Regions from separate parts of the Homo sapiens genome. Here region 1 is linked to region 2. Evidence: chromatin contacts called from ENCODE Hi-C or POLR2A ChIA-PET data. All regions are on one chromosome and are shown on one strand. Each heading gives the region's core, a stretch centred on a gene start or an enhancer-like site at or near the end of the contact. The rest is flanking DNA. Distances are from core to core; before and after follow the strand shown.

Evidence for each region. Hi-C counts contacts between places; a loop is a spot of excess contacts on that map. ChIA-PET counts read pairs that join two places held with the same protein, here RNA polymerase II (POLR2A). Pooled maps may share reads with other maps.
Region 1: a pooled map shows a loop between it and region 2 (2.5-fold over the local background). The contact joins the enhancer-like site here to the promoter of LINC00539 in region 2. A Hi-C loop is called at or near these places in 1 of 37 single-sample maps with no recorded cell type and 5 of 50 pooled maps. POLR2A ChIA-PET finds 5 or more read pairs at or near these places in 1 of 52 experiments (activated T-cell).

What each region holds. Positions count from the first base shown.
Region 1 is chr13:21,434,163-21,438,519 of GRCh38, reverse strand. The region is part of intron 1 of ZDHHC20 (zDHHC palmitoyltransferase 20); the gene reads left to right. Among named protein-coding and RNA genes, the nearest start is that of ZDHHC20, 23 kb to the left of the region's middle. Within about 2 kb of position 2,484, at least 26 of the 41 ENCODE cell types and tissues checked have a DNase peak (open chromatin) inside an H3K27ac peak, as active enhancers do.
Region 2 is chr13:21,343,265-21,347,788 of GRCh38, reverse strand. It overlaps LINC00539 (long intergenic non-protein coding RNA 539), which reads left to right and starts at 2,930. Exons shown (of 3, transcript NR_103841.1): 1 at 2,930-3,123. It also overlaps the pseudogene MIPEPP3. RefSeq lists a silencer at 989-1,192.

The sequences.
Region 1 (4,357 bases), core at 1,235-3,734, 91 kb before region 2:
GAGGTTGCAGCAATTCCATCACATCTTCAGGCTCTGTTTCTTATTCTACTTCTCTTGCTGTTTTCACCACATCTGCAGTCCCTTCCTCCACTGAAGTCTTGAACTGTTTAGTGTCATCCATGATCTTGGACTGGAATCAGCTTCTTCTGTAGTCCTGTTAATGTTGATATTTTGACCTCCTCCCATGAAAAACGAGTGTTCTTAATGGCATCTAGAAATGATGAATCCTTTCCAGAAGGTGATCAATGTAGTTTGCCTAGATCCATCAGAGGAATCACTGTGGCATCGATAGCCTTATGAAATGTATTTCTTAAATAAATAATAAGGCTTGAAAGTTGAAATGACTCCTTGATCCATGGGCTGCAGAATAGATGTGTTAGCAGGCATAAAAACAACATGAATCTCCTTGTACATCTCCATCAGAGTCCTTGGGTTTCAAAGTGCATTTTCAATGAGCAGTAATATTTTGAAAGGAATCTTTTTTCTGAGCAGTAGGTCTCAACAGTGGGCTTAAAATATTCAATAAAGCCGCTGGGTGCGGTGGCTCACGCCTGTAATCCCAGAATTTTGGGAGGCCGAGGCGGGCAGATCACGAGGTCAGGAGATCGAGACCATCCTGGCTAACATGGTGAAACCCCATCTCTACTAAAAATACAAAAAATTAGCCAGGCGTGGTGGCGGGCGCCTGTAGTCCTACCTACTTAGGAGGCTGAGGCAGGAGAATGGCGTGAACCCGGGAGGTGGAGGTGGCAGTGAGCTGAGATTGTGCCACTGCACTCCAGCCTGGGCGACAGTGTGAGACTCCATCTCAAAAAAAAAAAAAATTCAGTAAAGCATACTGTAAACAGATGTGCTGTCACCCAGGTTTTGTTGTTCCATTTCTAGAGCATAGGCAGAGTGGATTTAGCATAATTCTTCAGAGCCCTAGGGTTTTTGGAACGGTAAATGAGCATTGGCTTCAACTTAAAGTCCCCAGCTACATTGGCTCCTGAGAAGAGTCTCCCTATTCTTTGAAGCTGGACATTGACTTCCTCTCTCTGGCTAGGAAAGTTCTAGGTGACCTCTTCTTCCAATAAAAGACTGTTTCATCTGCAGCGAGCATCTGTTATTTAGTGTAGCCACTGATATGGCGTGGCTCTGTGTCCCCACCCAAATTTCACAGTGTGAAAATGGACTAATATAGCTACCTTCATCAATTATCTCAGCTAGATCTTCTGAATAACTTGCTGCAGCTTTTACATAAAAACTTGCTGCTTCGTCCTGTACTTTTGTGTTATGGAGATGGCTTATTTCCTTAAACCTCATAAATCAACTTCTGCTAGCTTAAGACTTTTTTCCTGCAGCTTTCTCATCTCTCTCAGCCTTCACAAAATTAAAGAGAGTTAGGACTTTGCTCTGAGTTAGGCTTTGGCTTAAGGGAATGTTTGTGGCTGGTTTGGCTCTCTGTCTAGAAAACTCAAACTTTTTTTGTATCAGCCTCATTGCACTTTCTTATTCATCTATTCACTGGAGTAGTACTTTTTTTAAAATTAATTTTTTTTATTATACTTTAAGTTCTAGGGTACACGTACACAACGTGGGCCAAAGTTAGTGCCACTCCACTGGAGTAGTACTTTTAATTTTCTTCAAGAACTTTTCCTTGGCATTCACAACTTGGCTAACTTTGGCCCAAGAGGCCTAGCGTTTATCCTGTCTTGGTTTTTAACATGTCTTTCTCACTAAGCTTAGTCATTTCTAGCTGTTGATCTAAAGTGACAGGTGTGTGACTCTTCCTTTCACCTGAACACTTAGAGGCCATTGTAGGATTATTAATTGGCTTGATTGCAGTATTGTTGTGTCTCCGGAAATAGGGAGGCCCAAGGAGACGGAGAGAGATAGAGGAATGTCTGGTCAGTGGAGTGGTAGAAACACCACATTTATTAAGTTTTCCATCGTATATGGATGCAGTTGGTGGTACTCCAAAACAATTACAATAGTAACGTCACAGATCACTGATCACAGAGCACCAGAGCAGATATTATGATAATGAAAAAGGTTGAAATACTGTGAGAATTAACCAAAATGTGACACGGAGACACAAAGTGAGCACAAAGTGTTGGAAAAATAGCACAGATAGACTTGCTTAATGCAGGGTTGCCACAACCTTCGATTTGTAAAAAACATAATGTCTGCAAAGCACAATAAATCAAAGCACCTTATGAGATGTGCCTATATGTATTTTCAGCAAGAATGTCACAGAAGTAATGCTGTGTCATTATAACATTTTGGGGACCATTAATGTTGATCAACACCCAAGGTAGTGTGTGCTATGTTTCTCCATTCTATAAAGGTACAGTTTTTCTTTGTAATTAATATTCTATTAGACCACCACATCACACGGATTCCTTTTTGAGGAAGGACTTGTTGCTCAGTTTTGGTCAGTGCAGTCAGCAGATAGCTTCCAGCACTTTCTGCATGACTCATATCACCCAAGGTCACACCCTTCCTGGTGCAGCTTGCACACAATGCCTGAGTGAGATGGGGTGGAACTGCCCACTTCAGAGCTCCCTGCCGGTTGCTGAAGCCAGGACTATATTGCAGTGAGATTGCTCCCTTAGCCCAATTATACCTCTTCCCCCTTCCTTTCACATATGCTGGTCCCTAGTAAATACATTGCACCCCAAACTCTGTCTTAGCATCTGATTCCAGAGAACCCAACCTGAGTCATTTCTTATTGGGAGACATTTTGAAACCCTGTGAATAATCTGTTTGTTATTACTTTCACTTACTCCTTTTAGCATCTATTGAGAATTCTTGCTTGAAACAGTTATTACTGTCCTGGTTGCCAAATGGTGGTTTTCTAATTCCATGATTTCTTCTACATTTACTAGTTAGAATTCTACTGTATGGAAGAGATTATCCTTCTCCCATTTACTTATTTATTGATTCACTCACATATATCAGCATGCACCGGCAAATTCTATTTTGTGAATTATAATCTAACACGTATTTTATTGTTCAATTTGTCCCAGATTTGGCCAGTAGGAGCCAGTTTCCATCTTGTTTCTGTGTGCTTTGATGTGTCCTTATTGTTTTTTTAGTACTTCCTTTCTTTCTGGCAATATATTTCAGCATTGTTTGATACTTTTCCTGCCCCTGGAATTGGTCATTTCAACAGGGACCAAGAATGAATATAAAAAATGGAAACATTCAAGCATTAGAAGAAAATATGGGTGGATGATCTTAAGGCAATGAGGAAAGCCTCTAACATCTCAGAATCACCAAGCACAATAGAAAAAACAAACAAACAAAAAAGTAAGCAGATGTTTCACAGGAAAAAAAAAATGAAAATGACACATAAGCATAAGAAAAGATACTGACCCTCACTTATAAGATAAATACGAGGTAAAATTATCCTGCCATACCAAAAGATTGAAAACTTCATTGAGTAGACTGCAGAGAAACAGTCAGTTTCATTCATTGCTGGTAGAAGTATAAAATGGTACAACCCGTATAAAAGGGTTTTTGCAAAAAGCTAAAGACATGGTGGACAGATTTACTTTTGGTTCAGTAATCCCACTGTTAGGAATCTACACTGAAGATAAACTTCCACAAATAAACAACACATGCACAAGGTTATTTATTGCAACATTGTAGTGGCAAAGGATTGGCGACAACACAGATGCCCATCAATAGAAGGCTGATTGTATAACTGGAATATCCACACAACGGAATATTGTGCAATGCTTTAAAAAAAAAAAAAGGATGTCTCTGTGTGCTAATGGGTAGCGATTTCTAGAATTTGTAGGACATTTCACAAGACATCTGGCCTGATCTTTTCAAAAAGTCATCATCATATGGATTTAGGGAAGATGGTGGTAATAGTACATTATTTTTGAGTCACTCCAAATCACTGCATAAAAACAGAACATGAACAGTATCTGTAGCAAAACTAGTTTGCTAGAGAATGACAATGAGCTTCAGACAACCAAATTGACTGCAGAGATACAAATTAAACTCTAATATGAACATTAAATATTTATTTTCTTGTGGACCCAAGACTAAGACTAAATGAGGAATAATGTTTGTAATGGATACTATATGCTTTAACAATTTTGATTCAGCACAACTACTAGAGAATGGAGAGAGAATATATGAAAAAATTATTCAAACTTTTAAGTAATCATATTACTGGCAGTGTTATTGTCATTATCTCGAGATTATTGGGTAAGCAATATGGGGTATTCTAATTCTTCATCCCTTGTGTCCTTGAGAACCAGAATTCTCAATGGAAAAAGGAGATACAAATGTGAGATAGAAGATGTTAAGTAAAAACCCTGTAGACTTTAATTTTAATTGGAAATATCGGTATCAACTT
Region 2 (4,524 bases), core at 1,681-4,180:
ACTGCAGAATGATTATGCTGGCTCTACTGTGCTTTCTAAGTCATCAAAGGGACTCACAAACGGGTGAGTAGAACTGGGAGGACGCCAGAAGAGGGATGAAATAAAGATTGTGTATGTGTATGTTTCCTTTTGTGGAATTCTACCTGGAGCCATAGGAACGCGACTTACCACTCATGGGAAAGGCTGTGCCCAGAGCCAAGGAGGAGCTGTGGGGACGTCTCTCCCAAGTCATCCGTTCTCCCCATTTAGACTTCATCCTTAGGACGGACCTTCAGGCACCCAGGCTGCCTACTGACCTCCCTGGCATGGGTGGGAACCGGGAGCTCGTTGGTAAGCAGGAGGATTCAGGACTATCGACTGAACCCCACCTCCTCTGTGGCACGCACCGTGCTGTGTCTTTGCAGTCATCATCTCATCACCTCTGCACAGGAAGATTATCTCCCCCATTTTGTGATGAGGAAATGGAGGCTCCAGGTGGTAAGTCATTGCCCAGGCCACACTGCTCCTCAGAGGCAGAGATGAGATCAGAACCCACTTCTGTCTGACCCCAAAGCCTGTGCCAAATGCCTTGCTCAATGGCCTCTTGCAGGAAAGGGCAGTGTCCCATTACAGCCAGACCCTAGCATAGTACCAGGCTCTGCAGGCTCTGTATCACTTTCCCAAGGCCCAGAGGGGGCACACCACAAAATGCTGGGGGCGTAGGAAGAAGATATCAGAAATTCTAGTTGTGATTTCCTATTATCCTAGTAAAATATCAACTTTTATGTCATTTGTGATGCATTTATTAGCTCAGTAGCACATTTATAGAATTTATAAATCAATAAACCTTCGCATTGTGGAACACATGCTTAAGTTCATTTTACTGATATTGAAAATGAGGAAAAAGACTAGAGTCACATGTTCAAGACAGTGACCAGGGTCCACCCCAGGGCTCCTCGGGGGCCAGAAAGGACGGCTTGCCGAGGGGGCCTCCATCTTCCCTGCAGCATTGTTTGTTCCCCGGGATCCTTCCAGGCCTGCTCGACTCTCATCTCAGTCCCCTGTGCATTTCTGTAGGAAGCTCACTTTTACTAGACCTGAGAGGGCTGGTTGTGTGCTCTGCTGCTGTTTGCCGTCTGCGGGGGCTCTCCAGTGGTCCAGTGGGCATTACAGGAGCACAGGGAGGATGAGGGGAATGAAGCGGGGAGTGAAGGGCACACACACTTAGACCCCACCGGCCACCTACAGAAGGCCTGAGGGGACAGCCCTTTCTGAAGTGATGCCTTCCTCTGTTGGGAAGCCAGGAGCCTCCCCTGGTGGGATCCATGAGGCCCTGGGTGTGGGGCAGGATATGTGGGACGGGCACAGAGCCCCTTCCATTTCCTTCTCAGGCCAGAATCATAACTGTCCATGCATTCCTTAAAAGCAGAGAGGGACCCTCTCCTTCCCCATCCATCAACAGCCTTCGGAGTCTAATTACATGCACGGAGCTTCAGTTCCCTTCTCTGTAAAATGGGGCTAATACTAATAAGACCTCTTCAGGGCAGTGTAGGAAGTCAATGAAACTCCAACATCTCCAAAACCACCCAGCAGATCACAGGATCTTGAAGTAAGCACAGTGTTTGGCATACAGTAGGCGCTCATCAATGCTGGTTCCTTTCACTCTCTGCCACTTGCTGGCTATGTGTGACTTAACCTCCCAATGCCTCCGTTTCTTCATTTTGAAGTGAAAGATGATGCCTATCCTCAACTTCAGACGAGATCCGGCACGTTCAGGGTGGTATGGCCGTAGACCCCAACTTCAAAACAACAGGCACACCCATTCAATTCAGGTAGCACCCTCCAAATGTGCCATGGGCTTAAGAGGCAGGAAGAGAGCCTGGTATGAGCCCACGGCTTCGGCTCCTGTTGCTCACTCTCTGCAGATCCTTGTGCAGTTCTCTGGGGTCACTTGCTGGTCTTTTTGAGTTTCAGTTTTCTTATTTGTAAGCTGGGGATGGTCATATCTCATTAGATTTTTTGGAGGACTAAATGGGACAATAAATATAAAACGCTCAGTACAAAACTTAGTCTATGGTCAGTGTTCAACAAATACTAGTCACTGGTAATAGTAGAACCACCTGCATTATGACACTATTATTTCTAGGCTCTTATGAGGATTCTCATTTACCAGGCATACTAGCCCTGCAAAACGGACACTATTGCTTCCATTATACAGATGAGGAAACTGAGGCTCAGAGAAGCTAAGTAACTTCTTCAAGGTTGCCCAGGCTGGGCGCAGTGGCTCATGCCTGTAATCCCAGCACTTGGGAGGCCGAGGAGGGCAGATTACTTGAGGGGAGGAGTTTGAGGACAGCCTGGCCAACATGACAAAACCCCGTCAATAAAAAATATAAAAATCAGCCAGGCGTGGTGGCACATGCCCGTAGTCCCAGCTACTCAGGAGGCTGAGGCAGGAGAATCGCTTGAACCAGGGAGGCAGGACTTGAGCATGCCACTGCACTCCAGCCTGGGCAATAGAGCAAGACTCTGTCTCAAAAACAACAAAACAAAACCAAACCAAAAAAAGGTTGCCCGGTTGCCCAGTGACAGAGCCAAGTCTTGCTTTCCAAGCTTGGGCTCACTCTCCTACACTAACTACCTGGCCCCATGCTGCCCAGTCCTGGGCTAGCTGCAGGAGGCTGCCGCATTACCCACCTCAAGCCACACAAGCACTGGCAGTAACAAGAGGCCGTAGAGAACCTAGAGTTCTCCAGCGGATGTGGTTCTCTGGCTGCCGTGGGCTGCCAGGGATCCCTTAGATCGCGGACTCCACAGTTCTTTCTTGCCACCTCCAGAAGGAGGCTGCAGCCCCATGAGCCAGGCAGCAGGAAGGGAGGAAGTCTCGCTTCTTGCCAGACACATTGTTTAACTGCAACAGTCAGTCCTCCAAAAACTCTGCCGGAAGTCCACCCCAGAAACTCAAGGGAGGAAACTGACTGCCTTCTTGGGGTTTTCTTAACTGTGCTTTTTCTGCTCTGCAGGAAAGATGCAACCTGGGCCAGAGGCCCCTGGAGGTTGTGCCTGAACCCAGACAGATCACACAAACCTGAGCAGCCATTAGCCGCTGTGTGGGCTCCTTTGCACTGTGGGGCTGCTCCTGGGGTAAGTGTGTGTCTTTGTGTGTGTGTGGGGTTCGGGGGCTGGGATGGCTGACTTACAAAGGACACGCTGTGGCCCAGCCCTGGGCAGCATCCAGCCTGCTTAGGTGGCCTTCTGTGGGCTTGGCCAAAAACACTGAGGCCTTTCTCTGTTTCACCTTCTTGTGCCAACTTGGCTGTGTGTGAACAAAGAATCACAAGCACACACCTGAGTTCACACTTGTGTAAAATTGGACTGAAGAGCTTGGTGAATCAAAGTTCAAGAAGGGTGACTTGGCCGGGCATGGTGGCTCAGTCCTGTAATCCTAGCACTTTGGGAGGCTGAGGGGGAGCAGATCACTTGAACCCAGGAGTTCAAGACCAGCTTGGGCAACACAGAAAGACCCTGTCTCTACAAAAAAATTTAAAAATTAGCTAGGTGTAGTGAGGTGTGCCTATATTCCCAGCTACTCTGGAGGCTGAGGTGGGAGGACTGCTTGAGCCTGGGAGGTTGAGGCTGCAGTGAGCTGTGATCATTCCATTGCACTCCAGCTTGGGTGACAGAGTGGGACCCCATCTCTTAAATTTAAAAAAGAGAAAGGAGAAGGAGAAGGAGGAGAAGGAGAAGGAGGAGGAGAGGGAGAGGAGAAGAAGAAGGAAGAGGAGGAGGAGGCGGGGGGGAGGGGGAGGAGGAGAAGAAGGAGAAGGGAGGAGATGGAGAAGGAGGGCACCTCAGAAGCCCTCAATAAAAACAGGGAGGAAGAGAACAAACACATCAAAGCTGCTGAGTCTGGTGCCAAGAGCAGGGGACTTAAAAGCTGTGTGACTTTGTCATTTGAGTTAACCTCTCTGATCCTCAACTTCTTGTTTGTGAAGTAGGAATAAGATTTTTTTGTGAGTTTGTTCTGAGGCTCATTAGTAACGTACGTAAAGCTGTTGGCTCCTGGTCTCTCTTATCATTCAGGGTTAAGCTTCGAAGTGGGCACAGGTGCTGGCAGCTATGGAATGGTGGGGAGGTTGCAGGGTGGGTCCCCTGGTCACAGAGAGCTTCTCACTGCCAGGGCTCAGAAGCCCCCTCACTGAGAGGCCTCACTGCCAGGGTTCAGAGCTCCCTCACTGGAGAGGGACTTCTTGAGTGTTGCAAGCTACATGGACAGACCATCTATGAGATCAAGCGTCCAGGCCCCTGGGCCAAGCAAATCTTGGGCCAAGATTGTGTGGCTTTAGGGGACATTATGGAGCCTCTGAGGGCCTCAGCTCCTCCTCTGTGAACTGGGGACTGTGGTGGTGATAATGGTACCTACGCATACAGAGATTGACAAGTACTGCTGAAACACAGCTAGGGATGTCTGTCTCACATCAAAAGGCTTTCAAACAGCTGTTTTTAATAATAATAATTATTAATTATATTATAGTTATTAATATT